2 separate regions of the Homo sapiens genome follow, and region 2 is linked to region 1. Evidence: chromatin contacts called from ENCODE Hi-C or POLR2A ChIA-PET data. All regions are on one chromosome and are shown on one strand. Each heading gives the region's core, a stretch centred on a gene start or an enhancer-like site at or near the end of the contact. The rest is flanking DNA. Distances are from core to core; before and after follow the strand shown.

Region 1 (3,919 bases), core at 693-3,192:
ATTGCACGAAAGCTTTCCCTTGACACAAGGGAAGTGATTCATGTATACCTGCCATTTTCTCTCATAGAACATTAAAAAGACATGTATTAAAGGGTCAAAATTTCACACAAGTAATCATTTTTACTTTTTTTTTTGTTTTTTTTTTTTTTTTAAGAGTCACTCTGTTGCCCAGGCTAGGGTACAGTGGTGCGATCTTGGCTCACTGCAACCTCCACGTCCCAGGTTCAGGTAATTCTTGGGCCTAAGCCTCCTGAGTAGCTGGGATTACAGGTGCCCGCCACCATGCCTGGCTAATTTTTGTATTTTTATTACAGATGGGGTTTCAGCATGTTAGCCAGGATGGTCTCGAACTCCTGACCTCAACTGATCCACACGCCTCAGCCTCCCAGAGTGCTGGGATTACAGGGCATGAGCTGCAGCACCTGACAAATTTTTACTCTTTCATCACAGACATTCTTAAGGAAAATCTAAGGTTTTGTCTTCTGAAGAATACAACTACCAGAGTTGTTTGCTGTTACTGCCTTGATTCGTGCTAAGGCACCACCAGCAGTTTTATCCCTAATTGCTTTTGCATCATCAGTACAAATGTCAACAAAGTTGAAAAAGGCAAATAATGTCTTCATATTTTATAAAAATAGTTTTTTTGACTTGTGGGATCTCCCGAAACGGTCGAAAAGACCCACCCCACAACCCTACTCCCTTGATGGTTGCAGACCATACTTTGAAAACTGCTGGCCTAACGTTTGTCAAGGGAGTATCAAACAAACAGAAATCTGCCCACTGGAAAGTGATGCCTGGAACAGCCACATGGCTTTTTCATCACAGAGATTTCTTTCAGCTGCAAAGATAGGGGCTCCCTACCTGGGAAGGCAATGGATTTATGCAGCCAGCTCAAAATCTTTATATGGAGTTAAATACTTCACCTACAACTTACATCTTCTTCTTATGGAATAACATGAAATAAATTTCTGCCTACAGTGGAAACTATTTTATAGGTCTCCAAAAATCCAACACTTTTTTTCCTCTCTAGGCTAAACAAATCCAGTTGCTTTAACCATTCCTCATTTACAGAATCCTCTGATTTAGCCCCATCCCAACCACCTTCCTCTTGCAATGGCTCCAGTTTTTTAAGTCCTTCTTAAAACAAAGCTTTCTAAAATGAGCACAACACTCCAGATATCTCTGATGAAGATAAAGGCAACTGAAACCATTAATTTTCCTGATCTGGGTACAATCCTTCTGTAACATAGCCTCGATACCATGTTAGCTTTATTAGTCACATACCAAAACATCCAGCTCTTTTCCACTCACAGTACTGAGAAGCCCTATTTCCCCCTTCAATATCTACCAACCAATTTTTTTAAAAACCTCAATGCAGGACTTCACATGTATTCGTATTAAATTCTGCCCAGTTTCTGACATACACAGACTAATGATAATCTTTGGGAAATTTGGGTCTACCATAAATACTCGCTGTCCCTCTCAGCTTTTTTAATCAACTTCATGAAGATTTTATAAATGACTTCTTTCTCATTATCTAAGACTTTTGTTATTGCTTCTAATCAGCAAGTATTGAATAAGATAAAACTACAGGGAGAGCCCAGTGACCTAAAACTGCAGCTCATCATTCTGGTTCAAACAACTCAATGAAGATCCACTTAGGTATATAATCCCCTAACACACACCCTATGTAACACACTCCTATTTCATATAAGTTAAAATTCTACATAACTGCTTACTTCTAATCAATGACTCTAAAAAAGAACCCAAGAGTTCTTTTATAAAATGAAAGAATCACATTTCCGGATGTAAAAAATTCAACCAGATGAGAACACTAGCATATGATTCACCCCAGCTAGCTATACTGAGAAAGGTCACGTCAAACTGCCACTGCATTGTTCCAGGTAGCCTGCTATGTCACTGCCGCAGATATTTTTTTGGCCATATATCTCAGACTATCTGAAAGGACTGCCTCTTCCAGGTTTCACTCTCTAGAAATGAGAAACTTCCTGTTTTCCGTAAATGGTTACAGAAAATGCAAGTATATTTTATACAGTTTAAGTCTCTTTCTATTCCACATTAGTTACTTCATCGGGAATGCTAACAGCATGTACCTCCAGGCAACACAGCATAGTGAAAAGTGTTGAAGGCAAAAAGTCCTACAGTTCTAGCTTCTTTGCCACTTAAAAATGAGTGACCTTACGCTTTCACTTTGCATCTGCATGACTTATCTGTCAATTTGTGGGAATCGCGACAGACTCAGAAAATTGCATATTTCATAGCATTACGGTGAAGAATAATCGAGATTATATATATGAAAATAACCTCATAACCTGGTTGGTACAAGCAAAGTCCTCAATACAGATTAGTTTCCATCCTTCCTGCCACAGTGTCTTGCAAGGAATAAGCACTCCCACACTGTAGCATTATGTTCCCTTCCAACCCATTTAAGACAAAAAAAAAAAAAAAAAACAAGTACTATTCCGTGCTATACAACAGATAAAAGTTGTCACTCCCAGTCCAGGAGCTAAGATGTGTCACAGAAGACATTACATACTGTGAAATAACAGATCAGAAAATACACCTTGCTTATTTTAGGATACAAGTGCATGGCACACTAGAACAACTCAGGAAAAAAAAAAAAAAAGTCTGCCAAATTGGTGATTCTATATCATCAATCTAAAAAAACTATCACTCATGGAAAAAAGACATAAAGTATAGGTTTAAGAATAAAATATTTTCAATCAAAAACTCCTTTCTCATGTTTAAAAAATGACATTACTACTTTAAAATAAAAACTTCAATGGCTAAATATAACTTGACCAGGTATGGCACTGTAGGTTTTCTTCAAATGAAACTATCACATGTATCAATATATATAAAACCATTACAGACAGAGACAAACTCAAGAAACTATGTTGCAGTGATCCAGAGACAAAGGTAAGGACATAGATAGGACTTACTGTATTTTAATAAGGCACAGGACTGTCTTATTTTAAGATGACAGTATATAAATCAATAAAACGGGCACTTTATAGCATAAGAAAAATGTGTTATAATGAAAAATAATTATACATTTTTGTTTTATAGTTCTATTAAACTTGTCTCCTTTCCTTGCAACAGTGGTAAAAGCATTTCAATCCGAGATGTTTAACATACTGCAATTCCTTTCCTCAACTGCCTTACAGAGCATGCATTTGCTGGATAACAAAACGAGAAATTCACATAAGTTGCCTTAATTTATAAGGAATCAGGAGCACAAAGGACTATCCACATGAAAGGTCGACTGGGTAAATATTCTCATATTACACCATAAAGGAGAAACAGAAGAATGGAAAAGCCAGGATAACCCAGTGCAAACATGTATGTTAAATCTGAGCTTTGGGAGGCCAAGGCGAGAGGACACCTTGAGGCCAGGAGTTTGAGACCAGCCTGGGCAACATAACAAGATGCCCATCCCTACAAAAAAGTAAAAATTAGCCCAGTGTGATAGCACTGTAGTCCCAACTACTTGGGAGGCTGAGGCAGGAGGACTGTTTGAATCCAAGAGTCCAAGGCTGCAATGAGCTATGATCATGCCACTGCACTCTAGTCTGGGTTACAGAGCAAGACCCTGTGTCTATCAATCAATAAAAATAAAAACTCAAAAACTTAACCCCAAATTTTCAGGCAAAAGTTAACAGAAGTACTACACATTTTAAAAGGCAGTAACCGAAAGAGACGAAGGTTTCTTAGTGACTAAGCAGAGAAAGTACCAGTCACAACTGTAGAAATTAGAAGCCGTCACATAAGATGCAAGGTTTCTTTTGGATAGATAAAATGAACAAATTAAAAGAAATTCAATTTAACTGCCCAAGGGTAAATGATAATTCTAAGACACAAACACCTGAAAGAGTAATAGGTAGAGAGACACTGATTC
Region 2 (3,728 bases), core at 1,005-3,504, 540 kb after region 1:
GGTGGTGTAAAATCTCCCACTGATTAAACAGCACTGGTTTCAAGCAACACCTTCCAGGTCCTAGAAGCCACCAACTACAATTCTAGAATACCAGGGCTGGAAGGACCCCATGCATTATCCTGTTGACATCCTTTCATAGACAGGCCAATGGGCCCAGAAATAAGAGACTGAGGCACAGCCCCTGCCCACAGGAAACAACAAAGGGTGATCAAAACGTGCCAAGGCAACGCGCTGCCCCGGCCCTGCTTGCACGCAGATTGGAGTTGCAGGTGGCTCCTCCATGTCATGGTGTAAACTTGTGCTAAAATTAACCTGAGCGTCTGAGACTTCCTCTATAAAATGACAAAAAAGAACACCTGGCTGGGCGCGGTGATTCATGCCCTGTAATCCCAGCACTTTGGGAGGCCAAGGTGGGCAGATCACCTGAGGTCAGGACTTCAAGACCAGCCGGCCAACATGATGAAACCCCATCTCTACTAAAAATACAAAAATTAGCCAGGCATAGTGGCATGCACCTGTAGTCCCAGCTACTTGGGAGGCTGAAACAGGAGAATCGCTTGAACCCGGGAGGCAGAGGTTGCAGTGAGCAGAGATCGCGCCACCGCACTCCAGCCTGGGTGACAGGACTCCATTCCAAGAGAAAAAAGAAAAGGAATGCCTGGCTGGGTGCAGTGGCTCACGCCTATAATAATCCCACCGTTTTGGGAGGCTGAGGCAGGCAGATCACTTGAGCCCAGGAGTTCAAGACCAGCCTGAGCAATATATCGAGATCCCCATCTCTACTAAACATTTTTAAAAAATAACTGGGTGTAATGATGTGTGCCTGCAGTCCCAGCTACTCAGGAGGCTGAGGTGGGAGGATCACTTGAGCCTGGGAGGTTGAGGCTACAGTGAACCAAGATCGCGCCACTGCACTCCAGCCTGGGTAACAGAGTGAGACCCTGTCTTGCTCTCTCTCTCTCTCTCTCTCTCTCTCACACACACACACAAAAGAAGAATGCTGGTCTCTGAAGATGGGGATGGGACGCTGCACGTGCAGAGTGGCACATGGCAAGTGCTTCATAAATGTTTTTCTTTGTCTGAGTATGAATGGTTAAGAGGCCTATCCCACTTTTCGTGTTGGCGGAGGGTGCAGGAGGAAGAAGGGGGTAGCTGTGAGTATTTATTTAAGCCTTGGGTCTTCTCTGCACCAGCAGCATGCCCAGTTCCCTCTTCTGCAAGGGCTACTTTCCTGAGTCCCTGTTCACAAAATCGCCCGGACCCAGGAAAGAGTCCTGATCTGTCATCCCCACCAGATGGTTCTCATCTATAGAAACAGCTTCATTGTTTTCAGGAGAGAGAGCTCCACGCAGGCACGGGGCCCATAATCTCTAGACAACGATCACATTGAGGACAGAAAACCTATGGCATTGGTGCCACCAAGTGGCACAGAAAGCAATTGTCGGTGTCTGTGCCACCCGCGCTGCCTTGCTCTCCACTTTCCATCTCTCCATCTTCTCCTCCTTCCCTTGAAATCGCACCGCAAGTGTCATTTGACTACACTGCCATCCTTCGAGGTCTGAAAGGGCTGCAGTGAGAAGAAAGGGCTTTACGATCACATGTGACTCGGCTCTGTAGTTCCTCCCCGTGCTAAATCAGGTCAATGAGCTGATTTGTGTCAAATAAATTAGCCCAGCCGGCTGCTAAGCTGCTCCAAGCCTATCTGTCTTGGGCTTCCAGGTTGGCATTTAGCAGGCTGCAGGCACAGCCCAGGCAGGTATGGATGCCACGGACGGAGCTCGAGGAGCACGCCCTGAAGTGCTGCCCAGATGCAAACCTCCCGGGAGAAACTGAGTCCAGCACGTGCCTAGGGAAGAGAGCACAGTGGATTCCAGCTCCCGACATCCTGCTGCAGATGCCACGGAGCATTTAGGAACATCTTTAGAAACTGAAGTCCTTTATACCCTCGAAAACCACCATGTAGACCAGCAGCTTGACAGGGCGGAGCTGGCTGGTGCTGGGGGAAATGTGGACTGCCTTGAGCTCAAATAATCTTACAACACCAGGTAGCCAGTAAGACGGTCCACAGATCCTCCCCTAGCCTTTTTATATTTTACATTTCTGCATTTAGCAATTCACTAAAATAAATGACAGGCTCAGGAGATCTGGAGTGCAGTTTTCCCGATCTCTGCTCTCTCAGGAAAGTCGAGTCACGCCGAGAGACACCCTGCCGTGACAGGTTTCTTCAGCATCCCTAATGCAGGTCAACTCCGGCCGCGACAAATGCCTATAATTTATTTGTGCAGAACAAAAAGACTTCCTTCCCCACTGCATAAAATCAGACAAGGAAAAAGCAGGCAAAGCTAAACTCCTGTGCAATTATGAAAGGGTTTTAACCTCTAACTGGGCTTCAATCTTCCAGGCAGGATGATAGAAGTGGAAAGTGCGCTTGCCTGCTCTGCAAATGAATTCGCTATCATTGGATTAAATCAATCTAACAGGAGCTAATTATTTTAAAATAATATGGACAGCAGGGTCCTACCTTTATTTACATACAAATACAAAATCCACGTTTATATACAAAATACAGGCAAAACGCTCCAGCGGAACTTTAATTAGTGGTTATCTCTAGGGGCTGGGAATCTAATTTGGCACAATTTAATTTCTTTGTAAGTTCATACATTTTAAGGTTTCTGCCTGGTAATCACAAAAGCAGAGAAAGGAAAACCTTTTACTGAGCTGAGCAATGCCTGTAGAAGCCCTGCTTAGTAGGAGTTCCAAGATGCTCTGTGTATCTCAGGTGAAGCACACCTAAATAATTGAGCACTGCATTAAGGCTCAGAAACGTAGTACCGTTGTGTGCTTCTCTGCCAAAAGGCAGCTATTTTTATGACAGAAAACACAGCAGCTGTTTTCACAGGTGCAGGGCAGCAGTACATGGGAAGTTGGTCCCAGCAGAGAAGGATATGGTGTCTCTTTAAAACTGGAGGAGGAAGAGGCAGAAAATGGTGAGCCCCAGTTGAAATCTGCAAGAGAGAAGGAGGAAGCCCTGGTTTGGAGAAAAACGGGCTCCAGATGGCTGGGCTACATTTGTCCTGTGAAAATCAAAAGCCTGGGACCCAGCCGCTGGGATACGAGGGCTCTGGTCTTGCTTTAACAGCCAGGGGGACTTTTGGCTTGTTACAAAAATTGGAATTTGGATCTGCAAGATACGCTAGCCATCACCCTTAATTGACAAATGAGGAAACCAAAGCCGGAGAGGGTAATTTACTCAAGGTCATTAAGGTCAGTGCTCTTGTCAATAAAATTAGGATATTGCTCACATACTTCATACTGCTTTTGTTACACACACACACACACACACACGCACACACAGAGCCAATGTATGGAAACATCCCTGAGAATATATAATGTCATCACATTTACTATTCAAATTAGCATCAACTGGTCAAATATTTATTCAGGTAGTAACTTACTCAACATTTCTATCTTGACATCCCCCAGTACAACTTAATACAATGCCCCAATCCCCACAGGACAGGACAACACTCTCTCTCGCTCTCTCTCTTCCTTAAGAATAGTGAGATGTGGCCAGGCGCGGTGGCTCACTCCTGTAATCCCAGCACTTTGGGAGGCCGAGGTGGGCGGATCACGAGGTCAGGAGATCGAGACCATCCTGGCTACTAACACGGTGAAACCCCGTCTCTACTAAAAATACAAAAATTAGCTGGGCACGGTGGCGGGCGCCT

Evidence for each region. A loop is a pair of places that touch in the nucleus more often than their neighbours do. ChIA-PET counts read pairs that join two places held with the same protein, here RNA polymerase II (POLR2A). Pooled maps may share reads with other maps.
Region 2: a pooled map shows a loop between it and region 1 (2.9-fold over the local background). The contact joins two enhancer-like sites. A Hi-C loop is called at or near these places in 2 of 50 pooled maps. POLR2A ChIA-PET finds 5 or more read pairs at or near these places in 4 of 52 experiments (BJ, H1, WTC11 and 1 more).

What each region holds. Positions count from the first base shown.
Region 1 is chr12:116,170,474-116,174,392 of GRCh38, forward strand. All of the region lies in intron 2 of MED13L (mediator complex subunit 13L), which reads right to left. Among named protein-coding and RNA genes, the nearest start is that of MIR620, 24 kb to the left of the region's middle. Within about 2 kb of position 1,943, at least 5 of the 41 ENCODE cell types and tissues checked have a DNase peak (open chromatin) inside an H3K27ac peak, as active enhancers do.
Region 2 is chr12:116,707,684-116,711,411 of GRCh38, forward strand. It overlaps SPRING1 (SREBF pathway regulator in golgi 1), which reads right to left. Exons shown (of 5, transcript NM_024738.4): 5 at 2,488-3,728. Among named protein-coding and RNA genes, the nearest start is that of SPRING1, 29 kb to the right of the region's middle. RefSeq lists enhancers at 139-188, 1,489-1,668. Within about 2 kb of position 2,255, at least 2 of the 41 ENCODE cell types and tissues checked have a DNase peak (open chromatin) inside an H3K27ac peak, as active enhancers do.